Linked DNA regions of Homo sapiens: region 1 is linked to region 2. A link is a loop called in an ENCODE intact Hi-C map of the cell type or tissue named here. Cell type or tissue: CD4-positive, alpha-beta T cell. All regions are shown on one strand.

Region 1 (8,000 bases), 120 kb after region 2:
GCAGGGAGACCAGTACAAACACTGATGTTGGAATCCATGGGAGAGGCAAGGTGGCTTGGAAGGTGGAATGTGGTGGAGGTGCTGAGAAGCCACAACATTCAGGATCTATTTTGAGAGCAAAGTTGATAGGACTCGCTGATAGGATGGGGATGAGAGAAAGAGGAGTCAAGGCCAACCACAGCTTCTGGCCCAAGATGGAAGAGCCTAGGGTGGGTTCTGGCAGAGAGTGGAGGGAGGGCATATTGAGTTCTTCTCAGGCATTTTAAGTTGAGATGCTTATTAGCCACTAAAGTGGAGGTGGAGAGGAGTGGATGGAGATATGCACCTGGGGTTCAGGGGTGAGGGTGGGGCTGGTCTCCAAATTTGAGAGCCATCAGCTTATAGAGAGTATTTCAAACCTTTGACCATAATGAGATCACTCAGGTAGTGAGTGAAGATGCAAAAGATGACAGAGGACTGAGCCACTGTCAAGGGCAGTCATGTGTTATTTGAGAAAATTCTGGTCCCAGGGAAGGGCGGATATGCTGAACAGAAGTGTGCACCTTAGGCAGGGGCAAAGGTGAGAGGCTTGAGGATGAGTGGAGAAATGAAGCTCTATGCCTTGCTGCAAGGTCTGGCTGGATCTTCTAATGTCTCTGTCAGATCATTCATTCATTCATTCATATGAACAAAAACACTTATCAAGTGTCAACTGTGCTGGAAGCACAGAGCTATTTACCTGTGGGCCCCAGATGTAAATGACATGTAGTGCCTGAGCTGGAGGAGGCCACCATTCAGCTGTTGATGCCTGACATAAAATGTGACAGGAGCAGCAGATGCATTCCTAGGTGTGTTAATCAGCTTTTCCAGAGAAACAACTGGTAGAATATACAGTCAGCTGGATATACAGATAGGATATCAGGATATATATCTGATAGGATATACAACCCTCTGTATCCATGGATTCTGTATCTGTGGATTCAACCAACTGTGAACCAAAAATATTCTAGAAAAAAATGCAAAATAATACAAAAACTTCCCAATACAGTGTATTAGCTATCATGAGTAAACTAGAGATGATTTAATGTGTACAGGAGGATGTGCATAGGTTATAAGCAAATACTATTCCATTTTATATCAGGGACTTGAGCATTAATACATTTTGATATCAAAGACGGTCCTAGAAGCAAGGGATGGATACCTCCGTGGATTCTAAGAGATGACTGTTTATATAAAGAGATTTATTATGAAGAATTGGCTCATGTGAGTATAGAGGCCGAGAAATCCTGAGATCAGCACTTTAAGTTTGTGACTCAGGAGAGTTGATGGTGTAAGTTCCAGTCCAAGGGCAGGAGAAGCCCAGTGTTCCAGCTCAAGAAGTCAGACTGGTGAAGTTTCCTCTTACTCAGCCTTTTGGTCTATTTAGGTCTCCAGTTGATTGGATGAGATCCAGCTACATTGGGGAGGGCCATTTGCTTTACTCAATCTACCTGTTTAAATGTCAATTTCATCCAGAAACAGCCTGGAAGACACTCCCAGAATAATGTTTGACCCAAATTATCCATCACTCTAGGATATATGACACCTAGAGCACATGATTTTTGTATACTTGCTTCCTCTATACAACAAAATTATTTTCAATAATAATGATGAAATAAAATCAATTAGAATAATGGCCAGAAAAGAAACAGACTGAAATTTTTGTGAACTTTGTATGTATAACCATGCCAGTAAACAACCGTTATGACATGGAAAATGTAAAAAGGTAACGGGTCAACAGTTCTTAATTACGTTAATAGATATTTTGACAAAAGAGAAAACAATACATGAAGAAACTTGCAAAATGCATTAATGCTTAAGTCCCTGATATAAAATGGAGTAGTATTTGCTTATATACTGTATACTTTAAATAATCTCTAGTTTATTCATGATAGGTAATACACTGTATTGGGAGTTTCTGTATTATTTTGCATTGTTATTTATTGATTATTTATTTATTTTGAGATGGAATTTTGCTATTGTTGCCTGGCTGGAGTGCAATGGCGCCATCTCAGCTCACTGCAACTTCCGCCTCCCCGGTTCAAGTGATTCTCCTGCCTCAGCCTCCCTAGTAGCTGGGATTACAGACATGTGCCACCACGCCCAGCTAATTTTGTATTTTTAGTAGAAACAGGGTTTCTCCGTGTTGGTCAGGCTGGTCTCGAACTTCTGACCTAGGCGATCCACCTGCCTCAGCCTCCCAAAGTGCTGGGATTACAGGCGTGAGCCACTGCACTGAGCCCGATTTTGAGTTCTTATTCTCCAAATGAACAGGTATCACAGGATCCACACATGTTGGCTTCTGACTGAATAAGTAGGTGCTCTCTGAATTCACACCTATGCAAACACAATGTGTTTTAAAGCCTAAGTAATAAAAATATGCTCATTTGAAGCTTACATACACATTATTAAAACTCACTGGCCAGGCGCGGTGGCTCATGCCTATAATCCCAGCACTTTGGGAGGCCAAGGCAGGTGGATCACTTGAAGTCGGGAGTTCGAGACCAGCCTGACCAACATGGAGAAACCCCGTCTCTACTAAAAATATAAAATTAGCCGGGCGTGGTGGCACATGCCTGTAATCCCAGCTACTAGGGAGCCTGAGACAGGAGAATTGCTTGAACCTGGGAGGCGGAGGTTGTGATGAGCTGAGATTGCGCCATTGCACTCCAGCCTGGGCAACAAGAGTGAAACTCCATCTCAAAAAAAAACCCAAAAAACAAAAAACAAACCCACCAGTGACTGCAGCAATTGTTTAGAACTTAGATCACTAAAAGATTTTTTTTTTCTCAAAGCAGAGCATTTTATCACCGACATTGTTTAGAACTGTCAGCTTTTTGTGGGTTTTAGGTTTGTTTCAAAATTCCCTACAGGCAGTTCATCCCTTTGTTGCCAGCTCCCTGGAAGGACGGCTTCCACTGCCCCGCTCTTGGCATGCCCATAGCAAGATGCTTCCAAGAGGGTTGCTGTGGGGGGATGGGATGGAACGGTGGTCAGAAGGTTGGGGAGACCCTGTAGCTGAGTCCTGCAATAGGACCAGGTAGTCTCCAGGTGGAATGGATGGACACAAGACCAGCCTGGGAACCCCTGGCGTCCTGGGAACCCTGGGTCAATAAGTATTTGGTTGCAGTTCGTAAAAGCCACCAGGGTTCTGAGCACCATTTGTGTACCCGTGCTTGGGGTTATGGAGAGCTGGGCACTAAAAGCTTCATCTCAGAGGCAGTTTGGAGCCTGCGAGGCTGCCTCCCTCCCGGTCCTGTGCTCCTCAGTCGGACTCCCACCCTCAGCCCCTCTCTCTCCTTCCCTTTCCCTTTCAGCAGTGTAGCCCATGGAGGCAGCTGTTCTAATTAAAAATCTCATAAATACCAGGAGATAAGGATCCAGGGGTTTTGTTTTTTATTTCTGCCGAGACTCCCCAGAGAGTCTCTTCAGTAGGAAAGGTCCCTTTGGAGCTGAGATTTTTCTCCTGGACTTCAAAGACAGGGCTTCTTAGGAACAGAACATCTGTTTAAACTGAACTTGAACCAAGAGGCAGGCAGGCATGTCCCACGGGAGAAGGAGGGGGCAGAGCCCAGGGGTGTGGTATCTGCTTTCTGTCCCTGGGGGAAGCTCCTCAGACAGGCTCATTCCTGCATCTCACAGTGTGTCCCCATGCTGGGCAGCTTCTCTTAGTAAATGCAGAGGAAGTGATGGCAGGTGGCCCACAGGCCTGGGGCCAGGCTTTGGGCTGACTGCTGTCCAGATAGCATCCAGGCTCCTGACCTCAAAACCTCTCTATTCAGGAGAGGTAGCAAGGAGACCTGGGGTGACAGAGTTGGCTCCTTCTGCCTGGAGGTCCCTGTGGTCCTCAGAAGTCACCTTGCAATTGGGGACCTCCCAGCTCTTGGCTTTTGCATGGACAGAGCCTCCTTCATCCTCCCTTCTTCCCTCCTTATTTCCCTCCCTTTCTTCTTTTTTTCTTTCCTCCATTCACTAGGCATCCACTGGGGTTCAGAGATGAAAAACTCCCACTCCCTGAGTTCGAAGGACTCACCACCTGATAGAACAACCAGGTTGATCTCAAAAGATAAGAAAAGTTGAGCACTTTGGTTGTGTGTGTGTGGCTGTTCTTGTTAAGACAATAAAACAATTCAGAGCTTGGAAAATGAAGGGAAAAGAAATCATTCACTTCCTCTCTTAGGACCAGAGCCTCCTTCGTTTCCTGCTTTTGTTCACACTCAGGCATGTGTTCAATAGTTGACACCAGAAAGTCCGTTCAGTTGGGCTTCCTGCTTTTTTTCCCCATCTCTCCTGGCCTTACAGTTTGTGAGATTCCTTCCTGGGCATCACAGGGCTGGAGGGCCCCTACTGTTGGACACTCAGCTGTGTCTAGTGTCTGCTGTCACCTGCATACCTCCTGGGAGGGGTCGCCAGGTACAGCAAATAAAATTAAAGGATGCCCAGCTAAATCTGGACTTCCTATAGACAATGACTCAATTTTTAGCATAAATCTGCCCCAAGCAATATTTGTTCCATGTACTATTTAGGAAGAATCACTGAAAGATTATTTGTTGTTTATCTGAAATTCACACTTCACTGGGCATCCTGTATTTTATCTGGGAACCCCGTACCTGGAGTATCTTTTTGCACGTGTGTAGTCAATGCTGCTTTACTTAATAATAGGGAGAACTATCTGGCTAATATGTTCCTCTCCCCATTTGTTGGGAACACTCTTCCTAACTTGAATCGCTCCTGTTCCTGCCCACACTTCTGGACTGCTCTGCAGCTTAGCGTACTTGGAGGTCACCGAATCCCTATAGGTCCTCTCCAGGCACGTTTCATTGCCAGCCTCCTTCTGGGAGCCTCCGGTGACTGCAAAGGTTTGGTTTGCTCCCTCTAGTGGCGGGGGTGGGAGGTGTACATTTGCACTCCTCTTGGGCCTCTGGGGCTGCTTTCTCCAGCGTCCGCCAGCATCTTTGGCAGGGATGGAAACAAGGATTGTGTTCTTGCCACGCTGGAGGGAGCAAGGGCTTGAGGATGTTGCTCCAGGCTGCTAACCTATAGAGGTCGATGACATCTTTCTCTCCATCAATGAATTTATTTTTCATTCCAAGGCAGCTTTCAGGGTGATAAAAATATAAAGCTAAGTGGCAGACGATTTTTTTATAAAAGTGATTGGAGGCTGGGAAGACAGGGTGTTGCCTTGTGGTTAAATGGATTTTCTGTTTAACTGAGGGTTAAGTAGAAAACTCGTTTTGATTCAACCTCTGTTGTTGCCAATCTTTCTAAAATGTATTAGCTGCTCCCTGGTTTTCCTAAGTGCACCATAATGACCATAATTGAATCTCTCTGCTGGCAGAGGATCCTGTGGGGCGTCTGGGCACACTGTTGTAAATGTCAGTCTTCACCGAGTGGCCCAGTTATTGGGCTTTACAGCCTGCAGTGCAGGCTGGTGTGCTCTGCAGTGGCCTTCACATTCGCTGTCTTCTCATTCTATCTGCCCAGCCACCCTGGGCCGGGACTCAGGAAAGGAACTAGTAAGACCACTGTATAGATGTAGAAACTGAGGTCCACTTGGGGAAAGATTGGCCCGAGTCACATCTGGCTGGTGGAGGGGCTGGGACTGAAGCCAGCAGAGACAGCTGTGGTATTGGCCCTGATTTAAATCCTGGTTCTCACTTGCTGGCTGGGAGACCATTAAGCTTCACGAGCCTTGGTTTCTTTATCTGTGAATTGGGCACGATAACCTTTCCCTACAGAGCTACTGCTGGGGTTAAGGGTGAGGATGTGGGTGGGCTGCAGACCACAGCCGTCATATATTTAAAGGGAAAATAGCACCTCTCCTGAAGAAGAAATCAACATACCAGTGCTGGGACCCTGTGTCCAGCTTCTTTCTGCTCTGCCGTCCTTCTTCTGAGTGTTGGTGGTTTTACAGTCAGAACTTGCAGCTGGAATGTCTGGGTTTGAGCCCTGTCTCTGCCCCCGACTCTCCGTGTGACTACAGTCTGGGCCTCAGTTCCCCGTCTATAAAGTGGGGATAATGATCGAAACCTGCCTCCTAGGGCTGCCATGAGGATTCCAGGGAAGGTAGCTGAGGAAGTGCTGGGTCAGGGCTGGCCATTGTCATCCTAGGACCTGGTTGAGTGTGTCTAGTTTCACCATGCTTCTCTAGATTTGGCTTATATTCTGAGTGTTTTAAAGGGATTGGGTTTGGGACCCAAGCTCCCTTTTGGTGCCCCAGGAGCCTGCATGGGCAGCCTGGGGAGGAGAAAGATACCCCCTCTCACAAGCTGGCTTCCTGCACTGTCTGGCACTTTACCCCTCTCTGGGTGCTTCCCCAGGCCTGGTTCTAAAGAAAGATGTTAAGAGAGACCTGAGGGTAGCTTAGGAGCGGACCTAGATGGGAGACTTCTGCCCTGCCATGGCCCCTGAAGTAGGGTACCCTGCCTGGGGGATGCTGGCCCTCAAATAGCTTCCCTATTTGGGAACTTTTGTGCTCCCCCATATGTCATACATTTCTAGCATCTCAAGAGGTGTTTGTTTTTTTCCATATCAAGGGATCCATGGAGTGAAGAGACCTATGTGTGACCTCTGAACCCTTTATGGGGGATTGGGTTGGGGGTGGGGAGGACACCCTGCCAAGGTGAGGCCACCTCATCTGGCCTCTGGGCTGCTGGCTCAGCCACCTCCTGGGTCCTGCAAGCAACTCTGCTTCAGCTCCCGGTCACCAGCACCTACTTATGCCAAGCTGCTGCCTTGTTCTCCAGCTCACCCACTTCCCAGGACCCCTCCGGAATTCTGTGGGGATGGGGAGGTTGCAGCTAAGTGAATAGTCACCCTATTATTTTAGGAGAGGAACAACAGCCTGTGTGCAAAGCCCCTGGGTAGGGCTGGTTTATTTATGCATTTGTCTTTAATGGGAAGGCTGAGAGAAATTGCATGGTTTGTGAATATTTACAGGCAAATTACTACAGGGAGGAAATGAATTCATTCTCTCTCCTCTCCCACTGTTAATAGATCACACTGTGGTTCCCTGAAGCCTGCCTCCCACCTCCCCCCCTTTTCTTTCTTGCAACTCCTTGTAGTCTTTATGCCAGCTCCAGGAGGGTGTCCGGGTAGACGTGCCAATTTAATTTACCATGCAGTTATTGAGCGCTAACTGTATGCCAAGCCCTGGTTCAGGGACTAGGGATACCCAGGTAGGCACCACATGTGTGGGTTCTGTCTGCGGGGCTCTGGGGCAAGCTGGCTCAGGAGAGAAGGTGCCTCTTAAAGGATTTTTCCCCCCAACAGAAAGGATACCCTAGGGGGTAGAGCACAGGAGAACCCTTGGAGAGGTTGAGCAGATGGGAATTATGCTCCAGGTGGGGGGTGGGGCAGTTAGTCTTCTGGTGTGGTTAGAGCACCCATGGGAGGAAGAAGGAGGTAGAACTAGAAATGGGGGCTGGGCTGGGTTCTTTCTAGTTCTGAGGTGGGGAAGGAAGGTGGGGAGAGGGGAGAGATTGCCCAGGATGGTGCAACTTGTGTAGCTAGCCAGAAGGAGCACACCTCTTGTTTAAGGGCCTGAGTTGGCAAATAGTAGCCTCTTATGGGGAGAGGGGAGTTTCTCCCTCATCTCCCCTTTCCTTGGGGCCAAGAGGTGTAAATGGGAGGTCTCTGGTCTGTCACTCCTCCCTCTCTTTTTCCCCGCAGACATCACCAATCAATTGCAGCACTTTTGTTGGTTCCAGAATCCTCTGGAAAACAAGCTAGGCAGGCACTATCTATTGATTCCAGCTGGCCTTCTAGAAGGAAGGTGAAGGGCCTTCTAGTAGGTGGGTGGCTGGACCTTAGGGTAGCCCCATCAATGAATTTGCAATGGAGGAAATCTCTTTGTGTCTCAGTTTCTCTACCTGTAAAATGGGGAGAGGGATGGCTCACTTGGTCTCTGAGGACTTTCCCAGTGCTAGCCAGCCAGCATTTGTTAATACCCGCATTTATTTAGTCTTTCCATTAAGCGTGTG
Region 2 (8,000 bases):
TGGTCATCCTCCTCTTGCCCCAGGAAGCCCTCCGCTTCTCCTTCCTTGCTGATGCAGGACTGCCCTCCTGGCCAGTGCCCTGGTGCCCAGACCTTGCCCTGTGACTACCTCCCTGTGCCTGGTGTGGCGCTGGGCATAATCGCTCACTCTCATCCTTATCAAAGAGACAGACTTGGTTGGGGGGACACACTCCTGGAGCCCCGCCCCAGCATGGCCACTCCCTAGGTGGGCCACTTGGGACAGTGGGCCTCTCTGAGCCTCAGTAGTCTCATCTGCCAAATGGCAATGAGAATGCCTCCCTAGTGAGCAAGCCCCTGGGCTGTCTGTGGCACGGTCCAGGAGAGGCGAGGCAGGACTGTTGCTTTCTCGGCCCGCTCTTCGGGCCAACAAGGAAGTTCACAATGTCAGTAGTCAAGACACCTGCCTTGTTGAATGAACTGGGCTGAAGAAGGGGCCTGGGCAGTGGCTGAAGCCCCATCCATCTTCCCCCTTCCTCCATTCCCCACCTGGTTGCCCAAGTATAGGGGCAGGGGAGCAGAAGGGAAGGGAACCAATGTTACTTTGAGCGTTCTATGACCCAGGCAAGAGCTTTATCACAAGCCATGCTCTTAACAAGCCTATAACATAAATACCATTGCATCCATTTTACAGAATAAAGCCAAGGCTCCGGGAGTTCAGCGATGCCTCCCCGGTCTTGCAGACAGCCTCGCCATGTGGCTGGCAAAGCTGGGCCCTCTGCAGAGCCAGCGCAGGGAGCCCCGCAGGCACCGACGGGGCCTCTTTTCCAAATGGCCCTTGCAGGCTCAGCTCCCACACATGACACAACCAGGAGTAACAAGCATAGGCCTGGCTCCACAATGCCAGCCTTTCCCCTATTCTAACAAGTCCCACCCACCACCTGCACCCAGGCTACGTCTTGACCTACTCCAAAGCCAAGCTAGGGGTGTGGGCTGTCCCACAGTGCGGGTCCTGAGAGTCCTACTACTTGAATTCCAGCCCTAGCCTTGTGCTTGCTAGCTAGAAAGTCCTGGCAAGGTTCACAGCCCAGGGCTACCCCCTGCTCCCGACCTCCCCCAGTGCTGAATGCCTCTCAACCTCTTGCTCATGCTCAGATGGAGGTCAGGTCAGGAGGGGCTAGCAAAGGCCGAAGCTCTTTGGAAATTACAGATAGCAGTCATGCTTTGTTGATTCTTCCCTTTCTGACTAGCTGCTGTCCATACTCTGCTGGCTAGTAAATATTTTTTTTTTTTTTTGAGATGGAGTCTCACTCTGTTGCCCAGGCTGGAGTGCAGTGGAGTGATCTCAGCTCGCTGCCACCTCCACCTCCCGGGTTCAAGTGATTCTCCTGCCTCAGCCTCCTGAGTAGCTGGAACTACAGGGGCGCACCACCACGCCTGGCTAATTTTTGTATATTTAGTAGCGATGGGGTTTCACCATGTTGACCAGGCTGGTCTCGAACTCCTGACCTCAGGTGATCCGCCCACCTCGGCCTCCTAGGCATGACGCAATGCACCCAGCCAGTAAATATTCTTTTTTTTTTTTTTTTTTTTTTCTAGATATGGAGTCTCGCTCTGTCGCCCAGGTTGGAGTGCAGCGGCACAAGCTCGGCTCACTGCAAGCTCCTCCTCCCAGGTTCACGCCATTCTCCTGCCTCAGCCTCCCGAGTAGCTGGGACTACAGGCGCCCGCCACCACACCTAGCTAATTTTTTGTATTTTTAGTAGAGACGGAGTTTCACCGTGTTAGCCAGGATGGTCTTGATCTCCTGACCTCGTGATCCACCCGCCTCGGCCTCCCAAAGTGCTGGGATTACAGGCATGAGCCACTGCGCCTGGCCCACCAGTAAATATCTAATGTCACCCCTGGTTATAAATCTGGTTCAACTGCATTTATCCCTTGCCTACTGCTTGTTCTGGTGTTAGGCTATGTGTGTGTGTTGGGGGCAGAGGGGGAACAATGTGATTTAGACAGCAGGCCCCAACCCGCTTAGGGAGCTCAAAGGGAGAAGACAGACACAACACCCCCTCACCCAACACTTCTGCAGATAAGGCAGAGAATGGTATGTGTGTACAGGGGGAGTAAATGAAGTTTTGTGGGAACAAAGGAAACCATCAACTCTTGCTAAAGTTGGGGGAGGTGGGGCAATCTGGGAAGGCCTCCTGAGGGAGGGGTCCTCGGGGATGAGTATGGAAAGTGGGCAGGATTTGTTCTGTTGGAAAAGCAGACTGGGGTATTCCAAGCTAGAGGAAACGGTAGAAGCAAACACAGGGAGACTTGGAGAGTGGGCTCTGCTTGGGGCAGAGAATTTGCCGAAGGGGAGATTTATGGTGAAACCAAAAAGGGGGCTGAGGGGAACGCTGTCTGGGGGACATAGCTGATTCCCGTTTCCCCACTGGTGACGCAAATGCTAAAGAAGTTCAGCTGGGCGAGGTGGCTCATGCCTGTAATCCCAGCACTTTGGGAGGCCGAGGCAGGTGGATCATCTAAGGTCAGGAGTTCAAGACCAGCCTGGACAACATGGTGAAACCCTGTCTCTACTAAAAATACAAGTATTAGCCGGGTGTGGTTGTGGGCACCTTTAATTCCAGCTACTCAGGAGGCTAAGGCAGGAGAATCGCTTGAACCAGGGAGGTGGAGGTAGCAGTGAGCTGAGATCGTGCCTCTGCACTCCAGCCTGGGCAACGAGGAAAACTCTATCTCAAAAAAAAAAAAAAAAAATTGCTAAAGCACTTCATGAGGTGGCAACAAGTTCTCCTCTGCTACAAAAAGATTTTGCAAGCAAGTCGGCCAGTTTCAAATGATTCTGATAACAAATACCTGAAGGACTGGGCAAGGGAAGAATTCCAAAGAAACAAAAGTGCCACTAAAGAGGTATGGAGCCACAGTCAATAAGATGTGGGCCGGAATAGAACTGCTGGTGATTTTATGAAGACATGAGAAAAAGGAAAAAAGAAAAAAAAAAGGTACTGGTAAAATGCATTTTATTGATCATGAAATGATCTTTGTCAATGTTTTGGACTAGACAACGAATTACTTTCTGGATGCTCCCTGAAAATTGTACTCCTGTTTGATGTTAAACTTTTGTTTCTGAAGTTTGATTTTAAGATGTTTGAATGCTAATTTTATATATTTGAACTATAATAAATCAATCCTTTTTTATTAAAAATAAATTTTAGGCCAGGTGTGGTGGCTCATGCTTGTAATCCCAGCACTTTGAGAGGACGAGGTGGGAGGATCGCTTGAGCCCAGGAGTCTGAGGCTGCAGTGAGCTGTGATTACACCACTGCACTCCAGCCTGGGCAACAAAGAGGCTCCATCTCAAAAAAAAAAATTAAGCACAAAAAGTTTGAAGCATAAGAGAAGTAGCTAAAGCTATTTGTTATATAACATGTTATTTGTCCTTATGTCATTCCTTCTCTTTAAAACATGCTATCAGGGCCAGGCATGGTGGCTCATGCCTGTAATCCCAGCACTTTGGGCAGCCGAGGCGGGCCGATCTCTTGAGGTCAGGAGTTCGAGACCAGCCTGGCCAACATGGCGAAAATTTGACTACTAAAAGTACAAAAATTAGCCTGGCATGGTGGCGGGCACCTGTAGTCCCAGCTACTCAAAAGGCTGAGGCAGGAGAATTGCTTGAACCCGGGAGGCAGAGGTTGCAGTGAGCCGAGATTGTGCCACTGCACTCCAGCCTGGGTGACAGAGTGAGACTGCATCTCAAAAAAAAGAAATAAGAAATAAAATAAAATATGTATCGGGTTGGGAGTTTTAAATTCACAGTACAAGCATTGCTATGGATGTGCCTGAAGGAACAGAAAAATGACTTCCTTTTTAAAAAATTTTTTAAGAGACAGAGTCTCCCTCTGTCACCCAGGTGGGAGTGACTTTCTGATAATTGAGGAAAGCAGAACATATTCCCTGCCATTTGCATATTGTCACAGCGATGCCAGCAGATGCTTTTAGGAGAGGAAGAGACCCATATCTCAACTCCCTCTATCTTTGATAGCGTAAGTAAGGAACATGCTTATAAAAACAATGGAAAGTGGCACATATCTACTTTGAAAAAAGTGGGGGTTATGTAGAATAAGGCCCAAAGAGGATCAAAAACAAATTGTCACTCTGCCAAACTAGAAATTTCCACAGGCTTTCTCCTTGCTTGAGTCGAGCATTTGAGAAATTGTATTGGGATTACATTAAATTTACTATTTTTGTTTGCTAAAATGAATAAATCAACCCACTCTTATTTGTATTTAAAAAAAACAACAGGCACCACACATATGATCCCCAAAAGGGAGCAGATGGTAGAGCAGAGGCACTCTCAGATTCCCTTCCTGGGCCGGGGCTGCTGGTCAGCTCCTCAGTTATAAAATGGGAACAAATCACATCTTTCTCGTAGGACTACTGGGAGGAAAAGAGAGTGTGTGAGAGGACTCTGCTCATTGTAAGCACTCTTGAAAGCTGGGTCTTTCCAATGTTTCTCTTCTGCCCACCTGCTTCCCAAGCACAGACCCAGTTCCACCTGCAGACCCAGCAGAATTGGTGTCAGCTGTGGATTTAACGCACTGTCATGCAAGCTCCTGACGGCTGGGGGCACCATTAGGTCCAGGCAATAAACATTTATTAACATGTCACAAGGCGAAGCATGCTGATCCCCTGAGGAGATACTGTGGCACTTCCTAGTTCATGGAGAACTCAATAAATGGTAGAGGGATGGAAGGGAGGGTGGAGAGAAGACTGATTAGCCAGATGAAAGACAGAGGGCTGAGCAGAGGGAGGGAGGAGGGCAGAATAGAGGGGATGGGTGCAGGAATGGAGACATGGATGGATGAAGGATGGGAGGGTGGAAAGTGAATAGAATAATGAAGGGATGGAGAAATTCAGGAAAGGATAGAGAGGTGGAGAGGAGATGAGATGGAAGGAGGGAGGGAATGATGGCTGGACAAAAGGATAAATAGGTTAAAGGAATTGGTGAAGCCATGGAGAAATGGTAGGAAGCATGGAGGGGTGGGTGGAGAAATGGAGAGATGGAAGGATGAAGGGATGGAAGGGTAGAAGGTGAATGGAATAATGGAGCGACTGAGAGATCCAGGGAGGGATGGAGAGGTGAACGGATGGATAATGGGATGGAGAGAGGTAGGAAAAGATGGATGGTGGCTGGATGAAGGGATAATGGGGTGTAGGGATAGGTGGAGGCATAAGGGAAAGATCAGAGGAAGGATAGAGAAGTGGCTGGAGGAATAGAGAGAGAGATGGATGAAGAGATTGAAAGGTAGAGAGGGAATGAAGAATAAAGGGATGGAGAGACTGAAGAAGGAACGGAGAGGAACAGGAAACAGAGGGAAGGATGGATGGAGAAATGGAGAGATCAACGGATGGATAATGGGATGGAGAGTTGGAGGACTCATTGTTCTCTGATGAGCTTACCTTTACCTCTCCCTGCACTTCCTGGAACAGGGCACGTGCCTTGTTTGATTTCTGTTTGATTTCAGGGCATGCGTATTTGTTGAATTAAAACCCATGCATGTGGACATGCTTTGGACAGCATGGGGCCCTGCTAATGCTGAAACATTCTGTTCTGTCTCCTCCTTGGGTGGGAGTGGGAGGTCCTCTGAGGAGGACAAAGAGAAGAGAGGCAGGAAAGTCTCTGCTGCGGGGAGGAGGAGGAGAGGCCGACTCAGCTGTTCAGTATAAACTTCCCACCCTGTTGGCATATGGGGAACATGTGGCCCCCTCCCTCCTGGCACTGGAGCAACGTCATGCCAGGGATGCTGGCAGCCAAGGGCACAGAGTGTTCCCAGAGGGAACTGGCAGTCACGCAGGAGGCAAGCATTTGAAGCTGTAGTCTGAGCCTGGTTCTGGGGTGGGCCCTGAGGACCTGAGGGCAGCTGATAGGCTCAGTTCCCCTGTGGATATGGCAGGAAGCCTGCAGCCACAGCCACCCCTCCCAGCCTCTTCTGAGAAGCAGAAAGGGGCCACCCACAGGTACCAGGCCCCCATCCCTCACAGGGCCTCTGCTGCCCCTTCTAGCTCTGGGGAATCAGCTACAGGGACAGGGCCCTGGACTTGAAGTCCAAAGATGTGACCTCTGATCCCCTCAGCCCCTCACTGTGCAGATTCCATGCCTCCCTTCTTTCTGGGCCTTCCTCAGTTTCCCCGTTGTTCCAAATGCCATCCTGCCCATTGGGATGGTGAGGGTGAGATTTTATCTCCAAGTGAGAAAACCAAATATTGGGCTTTCTGAAAAGAGAAGTGTTTCCATGTGAAGAACTGTACATTATCGTGAAACCACGCCCACCTTCCTCCAACAGTTTTGACGTTAAAGAGTGTCACTTTGTTTATGAAATAAGGGCTAGTAGATGGTAATCTTGTCAGACAGCACCCCTGTTTATTTTTTGTAATTTTCAACTGGTGCATAAAACCCCAAATTGTGAACCACTAGACAAGACAATTCCTGAAGGGCCTTCCAGAGCCAGGTAGATTCTCTGTCTTAGATGCTGATATTGTTTGGCTGTGTCCCCACCCAAATCTCATCTTGAATTGTAGCTCCCATAATTCCCACTTGTCAAGGGAGGGACCCAGTGGGTGGTAACTGAAGCATGTGGGTAGGTTTTTCCCATGCTGTTTTCGTGATAGTGAATACGTCTCCTGAGACCTGATGGTTTTATAAAGTGGAGTTCCTCTGCACACACTCTTTCTTGCCTGCTGCCATGTAAGATGTGACTTTGCTCCTCCTTGCCTTCTGCCATGATTGTGAGGCCTCCCCAGCCATGTGGAACTGTGAGTCCATTAAACCTCTTTTTCTTTATAAATTACCCAGTCTTGGATATGTCTTTATTAGCAGCGTGAGAATGAACTAATACAGATGTACCCCTGGAATAGGTCTGCCTCTAACCAGGGCTCTAATTTGGAACCTTGATGTGTACAACTTCCCTCTTGAGCTCACATCTGTGCCCTGGAGGAAGCAGTGTCTGCAGAGGTTCAGGTGCAGGCAGACTTCTCTGAGGGGCAGAACAGTGCCTTGCCCTCAACAAGCCATCTCAGCCCCGCAGTTTGAGCTCAATCCTATTCCCCCACCACAACCACCCGCAGCTCAACAGGAGCTGTCCACTCCCCTAGTGATCCTGTGACCAGATCCCTGAGAGGCCCCCCAGAAAAACTCCACACAGGACAAGTGTGGGCTGATAACTTCTCCCTATGAACTGTGTTGCAGCTGGAGAGAGTCAAATTCAAGTTTAGCAGAGAAGCAATCCAGTTGGGCTGGGTGGGTCAGGCCACAGAAGACGTGACTCAAGGCGTGGGAGCCCCAGCACATGTGGCCTAGCTGGTCTGGCCCCCAAGTACTTGCAGGGTGTGGAGAGTCCATTAGAGACCATGGGAGCGTGGGGCGGGAGACATTCCCAGGCCAGGCCAGAGCAATGCTCCCAGAGTTCCCTCTTATCCTTCCCTTCTCCTTAGATACCCCCTCACCCAATGCCAGCTCTCCCAGTTGCAGCAACTTGGAAGAGAAATGTCACGGCCAACCCCAGCCAGCCCCGCCAGCTCAGCAGTTTCTCCCTGCCCTGCTCCCCAGCTCTGCACTGTCTTCCCACTCAAACAGGCTGCAGGGAGCTGGGGAGGCAGGGAGGCTGCAGACAGGCAGGGCCCAGCCGGGCTGTCTGGCTTCCTGGATCTCAGAATCAGCATTCATTTATTATTTAGCAAATATGCCTCAATCCCTGACTAAGGGGTGTGCAAAGCAACCCAGTGGGCAGGGTGGGAGTGTGTGTGCGCATGTGTATCTGTGTGTGTCTCGGTGTAGGTTTATGTTTGTGTGAGAGTGTGTCTGTGCATTTCTGTGTATGTCTCTGTGTCTGTGCATTTCTGTGTGTGTGTCTGTGCATTTCTGTGTGTTTGAGTATGTGTTATCTGCACATCTGTGGGTGGGAAAGGGGTTTCTGGGGTGAACAAAGGAGAGCCTGTGTGTTCCAAGGGGCCTGACTTCAGCAGGCGTGTACATGGGGAAGG

What was found. Hi-C counts contacts between places; a loop is a spot of excess contacts. Peaks named below come from ENCODE experiments on the same cell type or tissue, not always from the same donor. Only the 100,000 strongest peaks of a DNase experiment are listed, where the experiment ranks them.
Region 1: a loop joins it to region 2, with 2.3 times the contacts of the local background. A loop is called at or near these places in 4 of 110 quality-filtered maps.

The regions. Positions count from the first base shown.
Region 1 is chr11:44,770,697-44,778,696 of GRCh38, forward strand. The region is part of intron 2 of TSPAN18 (tetraspanin 18); the gene reads left to right. Among named protein-coding and RNA genes, the nearest start is that of TSPAN18-AS1, 38 kb to the left of the region's middle. RefSeq lists enhancers at 3,442-4,216, 6,181-6,682, 6,683-7,182. In CD4-positive, alpha-beta T cell, a CTCF peak has its summit at 4,951; a DNase peak (open chromatin) is centred at 4,895.
Region 2 is chr11:44,654,051-44,662,050 of GRCh38, forward strand. No RefSeq gene overlaps it. Among named protein-coding and RNA genes, the nearest start is that of LINC02704, 43 kb to the right of the region's middle. RefSeq lists enhancers at 1-80, 698-1,313. In CD4-positive, alpha-beta T cell, no CTCF peak of the experiment used is centred here; a DNase peak (open chromatin) is centred at 4,571.